Linked DNA regions of Homo sapiens: region 1 is linked to region 2. Evidence: chromatin loops called from intact Hi-C (ENCODE). Cell type or tissue: gastrocnemius medialis. All regions are shown on one strand. Links, peaks and the distances in the headings refer to the core of each region. The heading gives the core; the rest is flanking DNA. Region 1 overlaps RERG (RAS like estrogen regulated growth inhibitor). Region 2 holds the start of LINC01489 (long intergenic non-protein coding RNA 1489).

Region 1 (2,930 bases), core at 205-2,704, 120 kb before region 2:
TTTGGGCTTTTAAGGGCGCTATGCTAAACTAACATCAGCTTGCAAGTATTTATGGAACACTCCAAATATGTAATGATCCCTGCACTATATTTAAAATAATAGCAATAAACCCTGTAAGAAATGTACAGTCAAGTAAATTAAGATGGTGAAGCAAAATGGTATCATGAGGATAATTACATTGTCTATGTATGTGTGTTAGCACATCACGTGTGTTAGAATTAAGGGAATAGTGTTGGTGCTCCACACCTAGGCAATAAAAGAGGATAATAAATGTTCAGAAGTTTATGTCTAAAATATCAGATTTTAATAGACATTTCAGGTTTCATTTTCACCAGGGTTTTTAGTCTTTTCTTTTGTAACAAAAGAAGGTTGAGACTAGACGATGCATTTTTTTCAAATGGAAGAATGTTTATATATGTAAAAATGTATGTGTGTAAATACATATATATATATATATATATATATGGTATATACAACATTCTCCATGGAATTTTTCAAATTAAGGGTTTAGACAATAGAGGAATACATTAGTAAGACTCTTAAGCTCCCTGGTAGCAAAGCCCTCATCTGTAAAAAGAGAATGTAGATCCTGAGGCTAGGAAAGAGTAGGCTCACATTTTAGGAAGAAATGTAAACAACTTGAGCTTCAGTTTCTTCACCAATATACATACATTGTATTCATATCCGTATCCATATATTCCACACTATAAGGAAGTGAAGAGTAAAGATACATGTGTAAATATTTACTGTAATGCCTAACTGAATAGAGCATACACTAAATGAAGATGAATAATTATAACACTACTGCATTACTTTTAAACTTTTTCCATTATAATTTTTAAAATATTATTTAAATTGAGGTCATGCTTAATGAAATGAGAAAACAGTTCCCATGTTGTATTAAATCCTCTCATTCTTCTCTTTTCCATTATTTTTTAAACACTTGCTTTATTTATTATGACATTTTAACTATAGATCATAAAAACCAAACTGAAAACAATTTAGTGTTGATTTTACAACCTTTCTGGGCTTGGTAATGTATGTCATTGCCTCCTGAATTTTGCTGGTCAAGGTAAGATCAAGTAGTTAAACTGTAAGTACTATAATGAAATGAAAATGGAGGAGAAATGAAGAGAGCTACTCTATCTCCTGGAGGCATCTCAACCTTGAAAAGCTTCATACTTAGGATACTACGTAAGTTTATTATAATTTATTCATGTAGTTTTTAAGCTTTAACATTTCTAACTTTTTTATTATAAATAAACATAGGAAAAATAATTCAGATAACAAGTGGTAAATATACATATCACAACCCATAACGGACTAAAGTTGTGCTAGTATTACCCACATTTACCTTCTCTTTATATAACATAGATTTTTGTTTTTCACAAAATATTTGAAACCGTTTGTGACAGAATTGTCCCAAAGTTGGCAAACTTTTGTAGAAGTCCCTTGAAAAGTATTTTAAAGTTACGTGATTATACAACTTATAGGTAACTATGTATTTTTTTGTGAAGGTACTGCAGGTTACAGAATGAAAATGATATAAATCACTTAATATACATCCATAGTAAGTTTTCATTATTATATGAATGTTGTACTGTTGTAGAGTATATATTAAATATCAAGGGTCTTTATAGGGTATGTTACTAGGATTATAGACAAAATTCAAAAGGCATTCATGATGTGAAGGTTATGAGTAATATTCCTTGAAGCACTTTTAATTGGAGCAGAAATTCTTTTCCTAACCAAAAAAAAATCTGTCCTGGCCATTTTAAACACTTTTAGTTACATTTTTCCAATGCAATCAACTCACCACAGTCCCATAAATACATAATACTTTTTCCAGCTGGAAAAAAAATTTCCAGCATTTTTCCATAATAAATACTTATTGTTGTATGCTACAAAGTTTTGGAGCGGATTTGTTATATAGCAATAGCTGTATGCCTGGGGACCTATAGAAAAGAACAATCACAACTGTGTAGGAGGTTACATATGCTTAAGTATCTTAGAAAAAAATTGCATTATATACATTGTTAATCAAGTTACTTCATGAATTCTATAAAGAAAAGTAATGACATATTTTTCAAGTATGATACTGAAAGGTAGCATTTGAAAGTTTTGCCTGAATCTCTCTTGAATATGACTCTTAAATAAGGAATAGCATGTGTGTTAGTTTACATTTACCTTGAAGAGTTCATTTCTTGCTGAAGCTGATTTATTGTACAGATCATACCTAATTAATTTTCATTTTAAAATATTATTCTGAAACTAAATCTGGCACTCCTGATGCCTGCTTCTTCTTGATAATGATGTCAGGAATTATTTTGAGTAACCAGCATAGATTGGTTAATTTTTAGAAATAACGTGACTATTTTAATGTAGTGGTTTTACCTTTTAGCTCTTACTTATGAATGGAATATCATGCCACTGAATGATTACATTAAGTGACTTTTAAAAATATTTTATTGGATTAAATGTTTCTTTACCAAATTTTCCATTTTGTTAGAAACCAATTTTCATTAATAATCATAAAATTCATACTACCAGTAATACTAAAACAGAACCACAGATGATGAAGAATTAGCCAAGTAGGTTGTAAATTAGGCAAAAGGAGGAAAACAGTCTTCCCTACATTAGCCATTGGACATGTTTGGCTTGTTTAATGGAAAGGCAGGGGTTGTTCAGGCAATGGGAAGAAAATAAAATATTTCAGAAGGCAGAGACTCAACAGTAACTACTAATCAAATATGTCAAACCTTAAAACTTCTGGAGCAACAAGGCCTTAAATCAATACCACCATTTTACTTCAAAAGACAAACTTTGCTCAAGATAGTTGGGATGGAGAGGGAAGGGAGTCAAAAGGAAATTAGGTCAATCTTTATAGTACCCATTTTCATTAATTATAGTTAAATTAGATTATTAATGTA
Region 2 (2,930 bases), core at 247-2,746:
GCATCCTATCTTTTTATGAAAATGGAAAAGTCATATAAATTTAAAAGAAGCTGTGAGAACCGTGGGAGATTAGACACAGTAAAAGACACAAATCGTATTTGTCCCTCATTAATGTAAAGCAGGGGAATTGCCCTGCAGGTTTCCATGTGAGAATATGTTATGCTTTATGGTGGAAGGAGGGTAAAAAAGTCAAAACAACCAGACTTTACCCCTAGATTTAACTAAGGACTAGCTCGACCACATTCTAGTTGTGGGGCATTTAATTATGAGCTCAAGACTGGTGATCAGTGCTCTTATTATAATACCTACTCCACAAGTGTGTGAAGAATCAAGTGCCTAGCATCCTGTCTTGCGCCTCGGAGGCACTCAATAGACAGGAGTTTAAGTCATTGCTGAGAGGAAGATAAATGAACTTATGACTTCTCTGCAGGTCAAGCAACTCACTATACCGATGGCTTCAACCTTCCCACTGCATCATTTCTTCATGTTTTGCAGATCATGAGAAAATGCTGTCATTAGCCAAGTCAGATTGTCTTCTGAACCTTAGGTCAACAACTCTGCCACAGAAAGCCTGCTATGGGCATAATTGTGAAATTAAAGAGAATTTCTGCAATCTCAGATGGCACTTTCTGTCCTCCTTCTGGTCCCACCCCAGGTGTTCTTAATGAACAATCAGCTGTCGGAAAGCTGCCCTAATTCTGCCCCACAGGAAAGAACAACTTCTTAAAGTGTGGTTCTCAAACTCCATGTGTCAGCATCCCCTCAGACGCCACAGGGACAAGCGAGTGGGCTGTCGAGATTGGAACATCCTGAAAACTGCTCAAAATATTCCACATGAAAAAACAAAGAAGTATTTTACCTGTGCGGGGATAGGATTGCAGACCCACAGGAAGTTTTTCTCCACTCTATTATCACAGAAAGGGATGCTCTGAGAATTCATGAACGATTGGGGTTTCTGTTCTGCATTTTTAAAAAGAGGGAGTTTGAAAGTAAGAGAACATTAATCCGATGGAAATGTGTTAAAAATTGATAAGTAAGACTGGAGCATTTGTATTTTGTGTAAATCTCTATTTGTTTTATGTGTTTAAATACCCACCAACAGAAAAACATTTTTAAATTAAAAGAAACCCCACTATCATTTTAAATTAAATTAAAAGAAGTCCTGCAAGTTTGTGAATTGTTAAGAGCTTTGAAATATAGAATTTGCAGAAACACACATAGCTGTAGGATAAAGAACATGATCCATCAGAGTCCGGGTCAGGAAACTAGAAAGCATATTATAACAGATGGAATGTATTATAAATTAATTATAATCAGTTATAAGGAATTGGCTAAGCTAAATAGAGAAGGTAGAATAAAGGGAAGAAATTGCGGTTCCGTCCCAGGTGTTCCTAATGAGCAATCAGCTGTCTGAAAGCTGCCCTAATCAGAGAAGATGCCCGGCAGAGCCATTGTCAGACTCGGACCAGATCTCTGAGGAGAGGGCACTGCCTGGCTGCTATGGGTAACTTTGCAGAAAAAGTGTAGAAAGAAGGTGGAGACTAGAACCAGACCAATTGCTGCTGCCAAGAGAGGGCGGTTGTTGCTGGCGGATGCCGCTGCCAGGAACAGGGACTTCTCCTTCCCTCCCTCCCTTTCTAGCCTTCCAGCAAGCATCCAGTGCCTCCCTCTCAGAGAAGCCTCACAGGCAGCCAAAACTCTATTTCCTATCATCCCAGCCCCAGTGCCATAAAGCTGAGTAAGGAAAGGTGGGTTTGAAGTAGAGAGACAATAGCTTCATAAACCAGCACACTGTCTTCTTAGGAAACCCTTCAAGTAAACTGAAGTAGATTAAAAAAAAAAATCACAGCAGATGCTTCAGCTGGTAACTGCAGTTTGCAAACAAAGAACCGCACTGCTGTAACCCGAGTGGGGAAGCCTCTGCTTATGCCATAGTGATCTTTGCAACTATCCATGCACACAAATAATTTTCTCATGTATTTACTCACCCAGGAAGTATTTACTGAGTTCCTTCTATTTCTAGGCATTTCCTAGGAAGTGGAGTGGGTATAACAGTGAACAACACAGGCAAATTCCCTGTCCTTGTGGAGGTGATGTTGTAACAGGATAGGCAGACAACAAGCATGCTAAAAATAGCCGGTAGTGCTAAGTGTAAAAAGACTGAAGATATGTGGGAACAAAGGGGTATCCAATCCACTTCCTTTTCCTAATGCAACAAACACATAACATTTTAATAAAAACAACTGATTATGCTAGCTCACATGGGCTAATATTTTACATTAACTTTCTTTCATAAGCCATCATTTCATCTGTCGGTGGTTCATACTAAGCAGCCTGGCTCACATCATATCTCTTAAAACAATAAGACCCAGAACCCTAAGATTCACCACTTCTGGTGAGAGCCAAAGTACATATACATGAGCTCCAGCCCTGCACACTGAGGTGGATGAGCTTCAGGACATTCTCTTTAAGACTGTTCTTGTGTCCCAGACATAGCATGTAGGGGTCTGAAATAATCCTCAAAGAGCTTTAATGATGAACTTTGCAAGAGAAGATATTTGGGAGAAGTAGAAAACCAGAGGACATGTTTCAGAGACTGGTCCTTCTTTTCAAACTTCAGGGGAAAATCACCTACTTGTATCTTAGCGTATAGTTGGTTGCCTGAATGAAATAATTTCAAATGATGGTTATTCTAATTCTGTCATATTTTTTACTTTAGGCAAAATAAATATTACAAATGTCTTGACTCCAATTTGTTTTGCTTCTTCAAGGCACCATAACTACTGAAATATTGAGGATATAAATCAAACCTGTTGTGTACATATTTCTTGTGGTGACCTATGTTAGAAAAATAACTGAGGCTGTAGCATGCATTTACTAATCCTTCATTTAAATGCCATGCAGCAGCTGCAGATTATGTATACTGAAAT

Evidence for each region. Hi-C counts contacts between places; a loop is a spot of excess contacts. Peaks named below come from ENCODE experiments on the same cell type or tissue, not always from the same donor. Only the 100,000 strongest peaks of a DNase experiment are listed, where the experiment ranks them.
Region 1: a loop joins it to region 2, with 2.2 times the contacts of the local background. A loop is called at or near these places in 5 of 110 quality-filtered maps.

What each region holds. Positions count from the first base shown.
Region 1 is chr12:15,123,664-15,126,593 of GRCh38, reverse strand. All of the region lies in intron 2 of RERG (RAS like estrogen regulated growth inhibitor), which reads left to right. Among named protein-coding and RNA genes, the nearest start is that of RERG-IT1, 11 kb to the right of the region's middle. In gastrocnemius medialis, for the core only: no CTCF peak of the experiment used is centred there; no DNase peak of the experiment used is centred there.
Region 2 is chr12:15,000,965-15,003,894 of GRCh38, reverse strand. LINC01489 (long intergenic non-protein coding RNA 1489) reads right to left here and starts at 2,062. Exons shown (of 4, transcript NR_120466.1): 1 at 1,989-2,062; 2 at 860-960. In gastrocnemius medialis, for the core only: no CTCF peak of the experiment used is centred there; a DNase peak (open chromatin) is centred at 1,584; H3K4me3 peaks cover 738 bases; H3K27ac peaks cover 1,213 bases.